Linked DNA regions of Homo sapiens: region 1 is linked to region 2. The links are chromatin loops, found by intact Hi-C in ENCODE. Cell type or tissue: heart right ventricle. All regions are shown on one strand.

Region 1 (8,000 bases), 410 kb before region 2:
TATTTTTGGTTCATTTATTTGTCACCAAATTTATTAATTTTTTCTTTTATAATTCCTGTTTGTGTTTCTTAAAAAAATATTTAAAAACCATTTTATACTCTAATAGTAAAATGCAAAACTCTTGTTTGACTTATTTTAATAGGCTTATATATTTTTAAAAGTTTAACATTTTATCAATATTTTTCACATTTAGAAATTTTTCCCTTTGAAATCTATGTTGGAATCTATTTTTTCTCCAAATGTCTAATTGTCCCAACCAAGTTTAATGAATATTTTGTCCTTGTGTCATGATTCTAAATAACAACAAATTCACAAGAAACTATGTGTGTGTATATATATATATATAGTGTATATATATAGTGTATATATATATAGTGTTTGTGTATATATATATACACACACACATACTATATATAGTGTATACACTATATATATATGTATTTTAAGGCAACAAATAAAACCATATATATATATGCCTATCTTAGGCATGTATGTATATATATGGTTTTATTTGTTGCCTTCATTTTGTTCCATTTATTATGTAGTCCTACATGAGCAGCATGAAGTCTACTTTTAAAAACACTTTAATATTTGGTAGAGTTTGTTCTGTCTCATTACTTTGTGTTTACAGTTTTTTTTCCCTCGAGTTCCTATTTTTTTCCATTTGAACTCTGTGATCAGGTTAGCCAGTTTGACAAATACTTTTGAAAATGTTAATTAATAAATTTTTTGGACCTTAGGTGCTAATGTTTGAGTTAACGATGCTCTTCAATTCATGGCAAATTCTCGTCATTTTTCTATACAATACGTATTTCTTCCCATTTATCTCAAATCTCTCCTTCCAGCTCTCCATCAGTATGATTACAAAATGGTGGATACTTTTATCTGTAAAACTTGTTGTTGGGGTGGATACATTTTAAAATTCTATATATGTTTTTATTTCACAGATGTTGTGCTGGTTCTTACCTTTTCAGAAATATAGCACTATGATTTGTGCTACGTTTGCAGCACCGTGGTTGCATGCTATGATTTGTGCTATATAAATGTAGCACTATGATTTGCAGCACCGTGGTTCTAAGTACATTTATTCTCTTGCTTTTAGCTATGATCTAGTCCTTTTCTCTTCAGTTCTGTAGTGGATACCTGGACTGCTTCTATCTCTCCAGTGCAATGACCATCTTTGTGCATATCTCTTTATCTGCATGTCTGATAATTTCTCTGGGATCTACAGTTGGGAACCAGCTTGCTGGGCTGTAAAACACACATCTTTCCTTGGCCATGTCCTGGAGGTTGCCTTCCATATTGGCAGCTTCTGTGCACCCCACTGTCAGTGCATGTGACCCCTCTACCCACACCTCAGCCAACCCTTGGCAACACCTACCTTTGGCCATTCTAGCCTCGAATAGATGTGAAGTGGTACCTCGTTGTCAGCTAGCTTCCATTTCTATGACAGCTAGTGACTTTGCGCATCTCCTCTTACATTTCTCATGTTTGAGCATCCATGAATTCTTAGATCAAATCCTTTGTCTACTTTTCACTTGGGTTACCTGTTCGTTCTCTTGTAGATTTGCAGGAATTCCTAACATATTCAGATATTGTTCTGGATATCTATCTATCTATCTATCTATCTATCTATCTATCTATCTTAGGCATCTTCTCTGAATCTCTTATCTCTCATTGGAATGTTAATTGGGTCCACTGTATCTTTTACTGCACAGAAATCCTTAATTTGCATGCGTATTTATCCTTTATATTTTATCTTGTTTAAGCTTTTGGGGTTTTAAGAATTCCTACTCTTAAGTCACAAAAATTTCTCCTATGTTATCATCTTTTAACATTATAATTTTACCTTTCTCATAAAGGAAAAGACTCCACCTTGTATATGCAGTAGACAAGAACCTGTTTCTCTCTGTTCCCACATTTCCAGTGGTCTGAACAACTTCCACCACACTATCCATTCTCCAGGGGCGTGTGGACCTTCCTTTAGCAGATGTTAAGTTTCCCCCTATTCACAGGCCTGATTCTGAGCTCTCTACTCTGTTCTATGGATCTGTTTTTCTGTTCTTGCAGCAGTCCCACAGTTTTTTTAAAATTATTTTATTTTTATTAGTATGCATTTGTAATATCTCTTAATATCTGGAAGCTTGGGTTCTCCTTCTTCAATCTTTTATTTAAAAATTGACCTAGCTTGGATAGGGCATGGTGGCTTATGCCTGTAATCCCAGCACTTTGGGAGGCTGAGGCAGGCAGATCACTTGAGGTCAGGAGTTTGAGACCAGCCTGGCCAACATGGTGAAACCCCATCTATACTAAAAATACAAAAATTAGTTGGGTGTGGTGGTGCACACCTGTAATCCCAGCTACTTGGGAGGCTGAGGCACAAGAATCGCTTGAACGCAGGAAGTGGAGGTTGCAGTGAGCTGAGATCAGGCCACTGCACTCCAGCCTGGGTGACAGAGTGAGAATCCATCTCAAAAAAAAAAAAAAAATTGACCTAGCCCTTGATGAACTTTAAAATTCCTTCAATTAGAATAAGATTTCAAAGTTCCAAAAAGAATCCAGCTAGATTTTTATTAATTGCATGAAGTATATTGATTAGTTTAGAAATAATTGACACCTTTACAACATATGGTCATCCCACCCTACAGTGTGGAGTGGAGATTATTTATTCAAATAACTTTATAAGCCCTTTGTAGAGATGTTTTTTTCCTGCTTTTGTTACCTCTTTATATAATTTTAAATACTTTTTCACACAAACAAATGAACACTTTTGTTTTTGAGATGGAGTTGCTCTGCCTCCCAAACTGGAGTGCGGTGGAGTGATCTCGGCTCACTGCAACCTCTGCCTCTCAGGTTCGAGGGATTCTCCTGCCTCAGCCTCCTGAGTAGCTGGGACTACAGGTGCCCACCACCATGCGTGGCTAATTTTTGTGTTTTTAGTAGAGATGGGATTTCACCATGTTGGTCAGGCTGGTGTGGAACTCCTGACCTCAAGTGATCCTCCTGCCTCAGGCTTCCAAAGTGCTGGGATTACAGGAGTGAGCCACTGCACCCCGCCGGAATGAATACTTTTAAGAGACACCCTCTGAATATTGTTTTGCTCAGAAATACCTCTAAAAACACCAGGTCAACTTTTCTTCTAGTAGTTTTGTGACTTTGGTTTTCTAATGCTTACATCTTTGTTGCTTCTGGAATTAATTTTGTTATAGGACTGAGGGTCAGAGGGAGGTGGTGAGAGGGTCTCCAGGGGCAGCAGGAGGGCCGTGTATGCTCTCTGGATAATTGTTGGGTGTTTCCTTAGGGACGACCTGGCCCAGTTGCCCTTCCTGACCATGTGCCTGAAGGAGAGCCTGCGGTTGCATCCCCCAATCCCTACATTCGCCCGCGGCTGCACCCAGGACGTGGTGCTCCCAGACAGCCGAGTCATCCCCAAAGGTGCCCTCCATGGCAGGGGAGGAGGGTCCTGGGCAGGGCGGTGGTCCCAGCAGGCAGCTCGGACCTTGTTCTTACTGTCCTCTCCTGCACGACAGGGAATGTCTGTAACATCAACATCTTCGCAATCCATCACAACCCCTCAGTCTGGCCAGACCCTGAGGTGCTGCCCCTCCCTGTTTCTCCATCCCCCGGGCCTGGTCGGGGGAGGGGTCTTGTCCCGGAAAACCAGATACTCCCTCTCTACTCCACCCACATCTGTTTTATGTGGGGGTGGCTGGGTGTCCTGAGAGGCCCCATCAGCAGCCTTAACTTGCCTCCACCCCAGGTCTATGACCCCTTCCGCTTCGACCCAGAAAACGCCCAGAAGAGGTCACCTATGGCTTTTATTCCTTTCTCGGCGGGGCCCAGGTGAGGCCAGGGGGTGTCTGAGGTGGGCATGGGCTGAGGGTGGCACAGATGGCTGCCTTGTCAGATGCCTGACTTGTAGGACCACGTGTTTCTGTGATAGGGGTTTTAAAGAAGATCCTAGGAAAAAGGGTGTGCTCAGAGCCTCCTGCCCCGTCTGGTTTCAGTTGGGGCTGGGGTCTGGGCTAGGCTCTGGGAATATGCAAGCCCACATGGGGGTCCCAGACCCAGCTTCCCCCCTGTCTGCCCAAGGTGATCTGGGTGGGGTTGGGGGTTCCGGGCCTGGTTCCTGGCGCAGTGGGGCCGGGATCTGGGTCCTGGGTGCAGTCAGACCTTCCACCTTGGCCCCCAGGAACTGCATCGGGCAGAAGTTCGCGATGGCAGAGATGAAGGTGGTCCTGGCGCTCACGCTGCTGCGCTTCCGCATCCTGCCCGACCACAGGGAGCCACGCAGGACGCCGGAGATTGTTTTGCGTGCGGAGGACGGACTTTGGCTGCGAGTAGAACCCCTGGGCTGAGGCCTGCAGTGACCCACCCACCTACCTTTGCATCACCTACCTTTGCACCAACTACCTTTTCAGATTTCCGGTAATAAATCTGTGTTGGCCCCTGTGCCTCAGTCCCGCGGATGGCCAGTAGGGGGCGCTGGAGGACTGCGGGGATCTAGGGCCTGGCTGGGAAGAGGCGGGGAGATGTCTCTGTGCCCAAGATACTCACTGCCTCTCTGGGTGAGCACAGGAGCCCCGTGCTGAGGGTGGGATCTCCCAGAGTCTAAGTAAAGACTTTTTCCCCCCCAAAATAATTGTGTATTCTGATATAAATTTTTGCCAATTTAGAATCCCTGTTTTTTAGCTAGGTGCATAGCAGCCTGAAATACAGATCACATTTGAAAGCCTTTCTTGAAGCTCAATTGGTTAAGTGACTGTGGCTGTCCCATGTGTAGAAGCCAAAGATTATGTGGTAATTCTGGTAACCTTTCTTAAGAGAAAGCTGCTACAGTCTGTCTGCTCAGTCCTCCCCTCTTCCTTCCTGCTGCTTGGAAGATTTTTTTTTTTTTTTGAGACATGGTGTCTCTCGTCGCCCAGGCCGGAGTGCAGTGGCTCACTGCAACCTCCACCTCCTGGGTTCAAGTGATTCTCCTGACTCAGTCGCCTGAGTAGATAGGATAACAGGCGCCTACCACCACACCCGGCTAATTGTATTTTTAGTACAGATGGGGTTTTGCTATGTTGGCCAGGCTGGTCTCAAACTCCTGGCCTCAAGTGATCAGCCCACCTCAGCCTCCCAAAGTGCCAGAATTGCAGGTGTGAGAATAAAAATTCTTGAGTTTCAATGTTTATTTTAGAATCAGGTGCTAACATGCAAATTTATTACAAAGGTATATTGCATCATGCTGAGGTTTGGAGTATGAATGACTCCATCACCCATGTAGTGAGCATAGTATCTAATAGGCAGTTTTTCAGCTTTTCCCCCTCCCTGCTTCCCCTGTCTAGTAGTCCCCAGGATCTGTTGTTCCCATCTTTATTACCATGTGTATCCAATGCATACCTCCCACTTATAAGTGAGAACATGCAATATTTTGTTTTCTGTTCCTGCATTAGTTTGCTTAGGATAATGGCCCCCAGCTGCATCTATGTTGCTGCAAACGACATGATTTTGTACTTTTTAATGACTGCATAGTATTTCATGGTGTATTTCTACACATTTTCTTTATCCACTCCACCATTGATGGGCACCTGTGTTGATTCAGCATCTTCGCTATTGTGATTAGAGCTGCGATAAACATGTGGATGCTTGTGTCTTTTTGGCAGAATGATTTATTTTCTTTTGGGTGTATACCCAGTCGTGGGATTGCTAGGTCAAATGGTAGTTCAACTCTCAATTCTCTGAGAAATATCCTAACTGCTCTCCACACTCCATTAGTTTAGTGGCTGAACTAATTTATATTTCCACCAACAGTGTATAAATGTTCCTTTTTCTCCATAGCCTTGGCAACATCTGCTATTTTTTGACTTTTTAACAAATTGCTTGCAAGATTGATGTGGCCTCTGGAGCTCCATCTTGGCTCATGAGGACAGGGACTGCTATTTAGGGCAGATGGGGCAGATGGCTAGAAGCAGTCAGGGTCTATGACCCTAGATCCATGCTGTGACCTGAATGTTTATGTAGCCCCCAAATCCATACATTGAAGCCTAGTCTGCATATGGTGGTATTAAGAGGGGAGGCCTTTGGGAGGTGATTAAGTTGTGAGGGCTCTGCCTTCGTAAGTGAGATTACCCCTTATAACAGAGACCTGAGGGAGCTTGTTTGCCCCTTCCACCATGTAAAGACACGTGCAAGGTGCCATCTATGAGGAACAGGCCCTTAGTTGACACTGAACCTGCAGGCACCTTGATCTTGGACTTCCCAGCCTCCAAAATTGTAAGCAATAAATACCTGTTGTTTATAAACTACCTAGTGTAAGTTATGTTGTCATAGCAGCCTGAATGGGCTAAGATAATCCATATCCCCTTGGAATTGTACTAAACATCACCTTGAAGTTGTATTATAAATGTCAGAATCCCAGTCTGCTATTCACTAGCTGATTGGCTTGGGGAAAACTTGTTTATCTCTGTAGCCCTGGTTTTGTTTACCACTTAATAGTATTCACCTCATTGGGCTGCTGGAAGACTGAACAAGCCAGTATCTACAACATCCCTGAGCCACATCTGTTGGGTATTAGCGGTCCATGAGGGTTAATTGCCTCTCTTTCTCTTCTTTTTGCATCACATTTGAAGTTTTGACATTTTAAAAAATCGCAAGAGGTTGCTTCAAGCTTTGGGATGCATGGCAACCTTCTCTTGAGGAAAATTCATTCGAATGTTTTGTGTGCTCAAAATATCCGTTATTACATCCGAGAATCTACAGTGGACTTTGGTGAAAGGTTGGCCCAAAGCTTAGAACGGAAAAAATTAATTTTTCCAGAGAGGCACGACTCAGAATTTATTCCTGTCTAAAAAGTTCAGGTCATGAAGGTTTTCAAGTGAGAGGAAGGTAGAGGGTGTGGGCTGGGCGGGGGGCGGGCGGGGGGGGGGAGGGGCCGCCCCTTTCAGCACCAGGGACAGCGGCTGCACCTGGACTTTCCCCTGTCTGACTGTAGGGGGCTCCTGCGGGGCGCAGAGTCCAAGGACTGAGCGCTTTTCAGGGGCCCATAGATTGGGAACCTGGAAGGATTATTGGCTGCAAAATAAGAATGGAACATTGCAAAACGAAATAAATAACTATTTAATATATTCTATGCTGAAAGTCAATTTTTCTTCCCTTTAAAGTTTAAGTTTCATAAATAATGCATGCTTATAGAAGAAATTGCAAGAAATAAAAATCATCCATAATTTCAAAATGTCAGAATAATCACTGTTTATATTTTCTTGCATATGCTTCCAGTTTTTAATTCATATGTGATCTTTTTACATATGAAAATGTTTATTTACATCTATATAGCTGTGTCATATCACATTTGCATGTAATTTTGTTTACAAGTGCTATTTTCCTGCCAAATGAGCACATGAAAAGATGCTAAACATTATTCCCATTATGCAAACCAAAAGCACAACGTGATGTCACCTCAACACCTACAGGATGGCTAGCATCTAAAAAAGGGAATATAACAAATGTTGGAGAGGATATGGAGTAATCGAAGCCCTCATCCATTCCTGGTGTGACTGTAAAAATGGTGCAGCTGCTGTGGAAAACAGTCTGGAGATTCTGAAAAACTAAAACATAGAATTACTATATGATGCAATTCCACGATATCATATTAAGCTCCTAGCTATATACTCAAAAGAATAGAAAACAGTTGTTCAAACAAAAAAGCTTGTACATTCGTGCTTATAGCAGCCCTATTCACAATTGCCAAAAGGTAGAAAGAACTCAAATATCCATTAACAGATGGATGGATAAAGAAAATGTGATCTATTCGTATAATGAAATATTACTCAGCCATTAAAAGGAATGAAGTACTGATACATACTACCACCTGGATGAACCTTGAATACATTATAGTATGTGAAAGAAGTCAGACACAAAAGGTCACATAGTGTATGATTTATTTATAAGAAATGTCCATCTGGGTGTGGTGGCTCATGCCTGTAATCCCAGCACTTTGGGAGGCCCAGGCAGGC
Region 2 (8,000 bases):
GAGGCCATGGCCAGGGGGAGGCCTGGGTGAGGAGGTGCCCACCACACTCCTGCCTTTGATCTGGGTCTTGTCAAGGTGGGCTCCTTGTCTGGGAGGACTCAGTGTCCTGCTCAGCACAACAGGCCCAGCCTGGCCCTCCAGACTGAAGCAAAGGGTCATGGGGACAGTGTGAGGGTGCTGTCCCTGGGCCAGTCCAGGTCTGTCCTGGGGAGTGGGGCTGGGGGTCTTCCTGGCATGTTCCTGGAACAGAGTCACTGTGAGGATGAACAGGATGACTGTCTGCCTGGTCAGCACAGAACGGGCACCCAGTGAGCACTCGAGGATGACCCTCCTCGGGCAGCTGCCGCCCACCCAGTAGCGACTGTCCCCAAGTCAGCAGGGAGGGAAGAGAGCAGGTCACGCTCTCCTAAGTCTGATCAAGCAGCCGTGCAGAGATGTGCCTCTCACCTAGAAAAGAGAAAAGCGTCCTTTGGGCAGAACCCACTCACACTGTGTCTCCAACTGCTCTACGACACAGAGCCGGGCAGGTACCTGGGTGTTGGGTAATGGTGACATTGTGGGCTCACGGCACCCATCACAACGGAGCCCTGCATGGGTCAGCAGGGCCCAGAGACGGCATCCTCTGCCCCTCCTGAACTGTCGACGTGTGCGTGCAATGCGTCTGTGCACTTGAGTGCAGGTGGATATGTGCGGGTGCGTGTGAGCGTGTGTCTCTCCTCCGGCCGGCCCTGGCTTCCCCAATCACGTGTGCCCCCATGTCCTCATCACTGTCACCCCAGGGCCTGTGGTCAGCATCAGAGCATCCACAGGTGCGCCCCAGCCTCTGCCTTCAGGCAGGGTGGTCCTGGGGATGCAGGCAGGGCAGGGCAGTGCCGTGGGTGAAACCCCCTCCCTCGGGAGGGACTCAGTGTATACGGTACTAAATCTGCATAGCAGGGCCATATTCAATGCACTTCTCCTCCTCCCAGTAGCTCTCTGGGGTGCAGTTGATTTCATCTCCCCTACAAATGGAAGAAAGGAGGCTTCTAGGACAAACCCCCTGCCTGAGGTCACCCAGCAGCCAGCTGACCTCGTCCTTACTAAGTCCCCACTAACCAGGCCCCCACTCACCAGGTCCCCACCCACCAGGTCCTGTTGACTAAGCCGGACTGATCGTGTTCTGTGCTGACCAAGCCCTGCAGACTGGGTCCCACTGATCAGTCCCCCCCAGTGACCAAGCCACCACTGACCCGGTCCCCCGTGACCATCTACCCACAGACAAGGGCCCATCTTCTTAAGTCAACCCATCTAAGAAAATGGGTTTGGCCCCAGACCAAAGCCATTTTCTTAAGTTCCATGGAGCTCACTAGGGTATAAAGCCAAGTGGGGAGAGGCTAAGCTTCAGAATCTGGACGTTTTCAACATTTCCAGGTATTTCCACATTCTTCACAGTGATTTCACCAATGTGCTCTCCCACCATTGAGGGTTTCTACCTGCCTCCAAAACTGCTGGTGTTGCCAGACTTTTCATTTATGTTGGGTGTTGGGTTTGAAATGCCTCATGGTGGCTTCTTGTTCCTCATGACTGGTGAGGTTGGGTGCCCTTGTATTTTAATCCTGTGCCAACTGGGCCCCCCCACCCCCACCCCCGCCACTTGCTGTCTCTGCTTCGTAAGGAGATCTTCTTGCCCGGTCAACTCCGAGGGATCACAGGTTCAGGGGTGCCCCCAAAATGAGACACTTAGTGTTTGATGAATGAATGATGATGTTGAGGCCAGGAGTGAGAGGAAGGTCAGCAGGCAGACAGGGCCCATGTGGACAGAAAGGGTTTATTCCAAGTCCAGACATGACCAATAGCGATAAAAAGGGGGAACAATTGGAGTAATCCATGGGAGAAGGAGTGAGCCTGAATTTGAAAGATGGAGAGAACTGGACGTGGAGGAGGGGAGGGAGGAAGGCAGAACAAAGGAAATAAGAAGCTGTTGACCAAAATACATATGTTGTGATTCCATGCATATGATCAAAACGTGATCGTGTAATCATGCACATTTCTCAAATTCAAATGGACAAGGTATACATAATTTTTCCCATTCCTCCCACGAAGCACAACTAAAACCCTGGGCCAGACATCATACATAAAAACATAAGACTCTGAATAAGATTCAGCCTTTAAAAACAAAGCTTGTGTTTACGTGGATGAACCCGGAAGACGTTCAGTGAAATAAGCCAGGCACAGAAAAACAAATACTTCCTGTCTCACTTGTGGAATCTAAAAAGCTGAACTCCCAAGTAGAATGGTGGCTCCAGGGACTGAGGGAGGGAGGAGGGACTGAACAGATATTGGCCAAAGGGCACAAGAGGAATTGTTCAACATGGTGACTCTAGTCAATGTATTTTATTCTTGAAAAATGCTGAGTAGTCTGGGCGCAGTGGCTCACACCTGTAATCCTAGCACGCTGGGAGACTGAGGGGGATCACTTGAGGCCAGGTGTTTGAGACCAGCCTGGGCGACATAGTGAGACCTCATCTCTTTTTTTTTTTTTTTTTTTTTCAATATAAAAAAACTGAATTGCTGAGCAAATTTTAAGTGTTCTTACCACAGAAAAAGAGATAAGCATGGAGGTATGGTCACGGGTATGTCAAGGAAATGTTAAATTAGCTTGATTTAGATATTTTACGCTGTACGCCTATGTCAAAACATGTTCTATGCATCATATTTACAACTTTGTCAAAATAAAAAGTGATTGGGAAATTGGATCAAACTAGAAAAATGTAAGACTCTGAATGATGGAGGGAAGGCAGACACAGTGGGAATTTCAGGACCCAAGGAATGACACGAAAGTCAATTCTTTGGTGTTTTGTTTTGTTTTTCGCCACATACAGCCCAGGCTTGGACCTGAAGAAGCTGGCAACCCGCGAACGCCAACAGGCACAGTCGAAAAAAGCAAAAGAAAAATCCCAAACAAAATCCTGTTCTCCCTAGCCAAAGGACCAGGAGAGGGGGCAGCCCAGCAAGACAAAACACATTTACACAATTCTGGCTAACCTCAGCCAGTCCTTGGCCGTGAGTTCGTTTTTCTGCCACCTCACTTTGGGGCTGGGCTGGTTCTCCACCCTCGCAGGGTGCGTTTCTCAATCCAGACGCTGGGGGGCGCTAGTACCTCGCGAGCTCCGCGAGGATCATTCCCGGGACGCCGCGGAGTCACCTCCCCTCCTAGGGACCCAGAGCTTCCCAGGGCCGCGCCTGTAGGTTTTCCAGAGGTCCCCGAAAACGTTAAAGACCTGGAAGGAAAAAAAAACTGTAAAACCACACACTTTGATATTTGACAACGTAAAAGCAAGGCTGCAAAATCAAAATCAATGAACGCTTGAAGGAAATGTCTACTTAGCTAGACATAGTGCCACCTGGATTCACTGTTGGCTCCAGAATCCCCCCCACGGTGTCATCACGTTGGAAAGTTTTTGTGGGTTAGATGTTCTCTGTTGGCAAGAATGCCTGTACATGCCCAAGAAGCATATGAGTTTAATGGGACCCCAATAACTTCAAAAGCAAAAAGATAACGATCCTTTCTACTTTTTTAACTTTGTGTGTGTGTGTATCAGGGTCTTGCTCTGTTGCCCAGGCTGGAGTGCAGTGGCGCAATCACAGCTCACTGCAGCCTCAAATTCCTGGACTCAAACCGTCTTCCCACTTCAGCCTCCCAAGTAGCTGCGAGGATGCACACCACCACGCCCGACTAATTTTTTTTATTTTTTTAGAGTCAGGGTCTCACTATGTTGCCAGGGCTGGTCTCAAACTCCTGGGCTCAAGTGATCCTCCTGCCTCGGCCTCCCAAAGTGCTGGGATTATAAGTGTTAGCCACCGCACCCAGCTTCTTCTTGTTTTAACAGGAAGAAATACATTCAATGTGAGTGCCTTTTAATGTTTGATATTAAACAAGTCCTCCACGAGTGCAGGTACCCAGGGATGTGCCATACAGCCCTCTGCCTTCACCTATGCTGTTCCCTTTGGCCTCCATCACCCTTCCCTTCCCACATCAGCCAATTCACCTCCCATTCATCCTTCATATTTTAGCTCAGTGTTACCACTTCAGGAAAACCTTCCCTGGTCCCAAGGGACAAGATACTGTTTGTCTTCACCTGGAACATCCTAAGGGCTCAATAACGAATGAATGAATGAATGAATGAATGAATGAATGAATGAATGAATGAACACAGGTGCATAAGCATGATAGGCTTGTCCTTGTAGGGCCTTCCCATGCCACTCAAAATACATATGACCTCATTGCAAAAATATGAATACTGGCTCACAAAGTCATCCTGCAAAATCAGGCACATTCAACAACAGCCCTGTGCTGAGCCGTGTCGGGGCAGTAGAGAAAGCTCAACCCAAAACCCTACTCTTGAGAGGCTCCTCTCTGGGGGTTGGAGCACAGAGCCAGACACAGACATCACTGGCCTGTGTGTTCAATGAAGGAAGGGAGGGAGGGAAGGAGAGAGGCCGGGATGAATGGTTGGATGGGTGGATGGATGAAGGGATGGAAGGATGAATGAGTGGATGGATGGATGGATGGATGGATGGATGGATGGATGGATGAATGGAGGAATGGAGGGATGGATGGATGAATGGGTAGATGGATGAATGGATGCAGGGAGGGATGGAGGGATGGATGGGTGGATGGATGAAGGGATGGAGGGATGAATGGGTGGAGGATAGATGAATAAACGAATGGATGGAGGGATGAAGGGATGAATGGGTAGATGGATGAATGGAGGGAGGGAGGAAAGGAGGGGTGGATGGGTGGGTGGATGGATGGATGGATGGATGGATGAATGGGTGGAGGATGGATGAATAAACGAATGGATGGAGGGATGAAGGGATGAATGGGTAGATGGATGGGTGGATGGATGGAGGAATGGAGGGAGGGATGGATGAATGGGTAGATGGATGAATGGATGGAGGGAGGGATGGAGGGATGGATGGGTGGATGGATGAAGGGATGGAGGGATGAATGGGCAGAGGATGGATGAATAAATGAGTGGATGGAGGGATGGATGATGAATGGGTAGATGGATGAATGGATGAAGGGATGAAGGGAGGGATAAAGGGATGAATGACTGGGTGGATGGATGGATGAATGAAGGAATGGAGGGATGGGTAGATGGATAAAGGGATGAAAGGAGGGATGGAGAGATGAATGGGTGAATGGATGTTTAGGGATGGGCCAGAGCAAGGGCCCGGAAATGGGGAGTAGTGACAGGAATATGTCCCATAGAAGGTGCTTGGGCTTGGTATGGAAAGCAGGGTATGAGGAATCGTCTGTAGGAACAGGGACATTCCAAGCAGAGGAAACTGCAGAGGCAAAGGCCCTGCAGCTCAAGAAAACCTGGTTTCAGGATACAGTAGGGAGTGGGAAATGACTACAGAGGAGACTGGCAAGGACAAGTGGAGCCAGGTTGTGAGGGACCCATCCACGACCCTTAACCATGAATTTTGCCCCAAGGCATGCATCAAAGTACTGGCTATTCTTAGTATCAGTATTAAGATGGTATGACACACCCAAGAGTTTATTATATGCTAATAGCTTCCCCTGTTAATTTCAGTTTGGAAAACATGTTTTATAGTGTTCACACTACTCTGGTGGTGCAATATTTAGTTTTTAAATCAATATGCCTGTACAAAACTGTTACACAATGGCCCACAACTGTAACCCCAGTGCCTTGGGAGGCCAAGGCAGGAGGATCCATTGAGACCAGGAGTTTGAGACCAGCCTGAGTAACACACATAGTGAGACCCTATCTCTACAAAAAAAAGAAAAAAAAATTTTTAATGTTGGAACATGAAAAGATGTTCAACATGATTAGCCATCAGATAAATGCAAATCAAAACCAAAATGAGGCCAGGCATGTAATCCCAGCACTTTGGGAGGTGAAGGCAGGAGGATCACTTGAGGTCAGGAGTTTGAGACCAGCCTGACCAACATGGCAAAACCCTGTCTCTACTAAAAATACAAAAATTAGTGGGGAGTGGTGGCTGATGCCTGTAATCCCAGCTACCCAGGAGGCTGAGGCAGGAGAATCCCTTGAACCCAGGAGGCGGAGGTAGTGAGCTGAGATCACGCCACTGCACTCCAGCCTGGATGACAGAGTGAGACTATCTCAAAAAAAAAAAAAAGAGAGAGAAAGACTTCACACTTCACACTCCCTGAGGTGGCTATAAGCAAAAATATAACTACAAATGTCAGCAAGTATGTGGAGAAATTGGAATCCTTGTGCATTGCTGGTGGGAATGCAAAATGGTGCAGCCACTATGGAAAATAATCTGGCAGTTTCTCAAAAAGCTAAATATAGAACTCCCACATGCCCCCGCAATTCCGCTCCTAGAGATATACCCAAAAGAACTGAAAACAGGACCGCAAATAGATATTTGTACACTGACATCATAGCAGCTCTATTCACGCTAGTCAAAAGGTAGTAACAATCCAAGTGTCCGTCCGGGACAATGGAATATTACTCAGCAATATACAGAAATAAAGTTCTGGCCAGACACAGTAGCTCATGCCCGTCATCCCAGCACTTTGAGAGGCCAAGGTGGGCAGATCGCTTGAGCCCAGGAGTTGGAGACCAGCCTGGGCAACATGGCGAAACCCTATCTCTACAAAACATACAAAAATTAGCCAGGCATGGAGGTGCACACCTCTAATCCCAGCTACTCAGGAGGATGAGGTGGGAGGATTGCTTGAGCCCAAAAGGCAGAGGTTGCAGTGAGCCAAGGTCAAGCCACTGCACTCCAGCCTGAGGGACAGAGCGAGAGACTCTGTCCAAAACAAACAAACAAACAAAACCTCAGACAGTATTATGAGAACTAGGACTTTGCTTTTAATTATAATTCTGTTAGTTCAATAGAACCTGAGAGAAGACTCAACACTTATAGAAATACTTAAATAGAAAAATAGAAGTCTCAGCCGGGTGCAGTGGCTCATGCCTAATCCCAGTACTTTGGGAGGCCGAGGCAAGCAGATCACGAGGTCAGGAGATCAAGACCATCCTGGCTAGCATGGTGAAACCCTGTCTCTACTAAAAATACAAAAAATTAGCCAGGCATGGTGGCAGGTGCCTGTAGTCCCAGCTACTCGGGAGGCTGAAAGGCAGGAGAATGGTATGAACCCGTGAGGCGGAGCTTGCAGTGAGCTGAGATGGCGCCACTCCAGCTGGACAACAGAGCGAGACTCCGTCTCAAAAAAAAAAAAAGAAAAGAAAAGAAAAGAAAAATATAAGTCTCAACAGGATTTGATGAAGGCTCAGGCGTGAGTGTGAGAGAAAGGTAGTCAAGGGTGACTTCAAGGTTTTGGATGAGAATGACCAGAAGGATGGAGCTGCTGTTTACTGAGATCATTACCAGGTCTCTTGCATCCTCAAAAAAAATAATAATAAAAAGGATATTTTCTTTTTCCTTTTTTTTTTTTTTTTGTTTGAGACAGGGTCTTATTCTGTCATGCAGGCTAGAGTTCAGTGGCCTGATCACAGTTCACTGCAGAGGTCAATGGTTTCAGCGACCTCTGGAGCACTTATGATGTCCCAGGTGAAGACAAACAGTATCTTGTTCTTTCAAAAAAAAAGAAAGTTCTAATCCATGCTGCAATGTGAAAGAACTTCAAAAACAAGCTGAGTGCTATGGGAGGCCGAGGCAGGCGGATCACGAAGTCAGGAGATCCAGACCACCCTGGCTAACCCAGTGAAACCCCATCTCTACTAAAAATACAAAAAAAAAAAAATTAGCCAGGCGTGGTGGCGGGCACCTGTGGTCCCAGCTACTGGGGAGGCTGAGGCAGGAGAATCGCTTGAACCCGGGAAGCAGAGGTTGCAGTAAGTGGAGATCACACCTCTGTACTCCAGCCGCCTGGGGGACAGAGCAAGATTCTGTCTCAAAAAAAAAAAAAAAAAAAAAGAACTGGGGATAGAGGCCGAACTGGGTTTGGCACACAGTCTGTGGGCTCAAAAGCAAGACCAGCCAGGAAACAA

Evidence for each region. Peaks named below come from ENCODE experiments on the same cell type or tissue, not always from the same donor. Only the 100,000 strongest peaks of a DNase experiment are listed, where the experiment ranks them.
Region 1: it touches region 2 in a loop (3.0-fold over the local background); 22 of 110 quality-filtered maps call a loop at or near these places.

The regions. Positions count from the first base shown.
Region 1 is chr19:15,625,001-15,633,000 of GRCh38, forward strand. CYP4F8 (cytochrome P450 family 4 subfamily F member 8) reads left to right here. Exons shown (of 13, transcript NM_007253.4): 10 at 3,302-3,435; 11 at 3,531-3,595; 12 at 3,761-3,843; 13 at 4,193-5,639. The coding sequence ends at 4,358. Among named protein-coding and RNA genes, the nearest start is that of CYP4F3, 12 kb to the right of the region's middle. RefSeq lists a silencer at 4,566-4,615. In heart right ventricle, CTCF peaks have their summits at 4,469 (motif pointing right), 4,669 and 6,992; a DNase peak (open chromatin) is centred at 4,481; H3K27me3 peaks cover 2,749 bases.
Region 2 is chr19:16,038,578-16,046,577 of GRCh38, forward strand. LINC00905 (long intergenic non-protein coding RNA 905) reads left to right here. Exons shown (of 5, transcript NR_024335.2): 5 at 2,862-3,558. Among named protein-coding and RNA genes, the nearest start is that of LINC00905, 8.9 kb to the left of the region's middle. In heart right ventricle, no CTCF peak of the experiment used is centred here; a DNase peak (open chromatin) is centred at 3,124; H3K4me3 peaks cover 808 bases; H3K27me3 peaks cover 326 bases.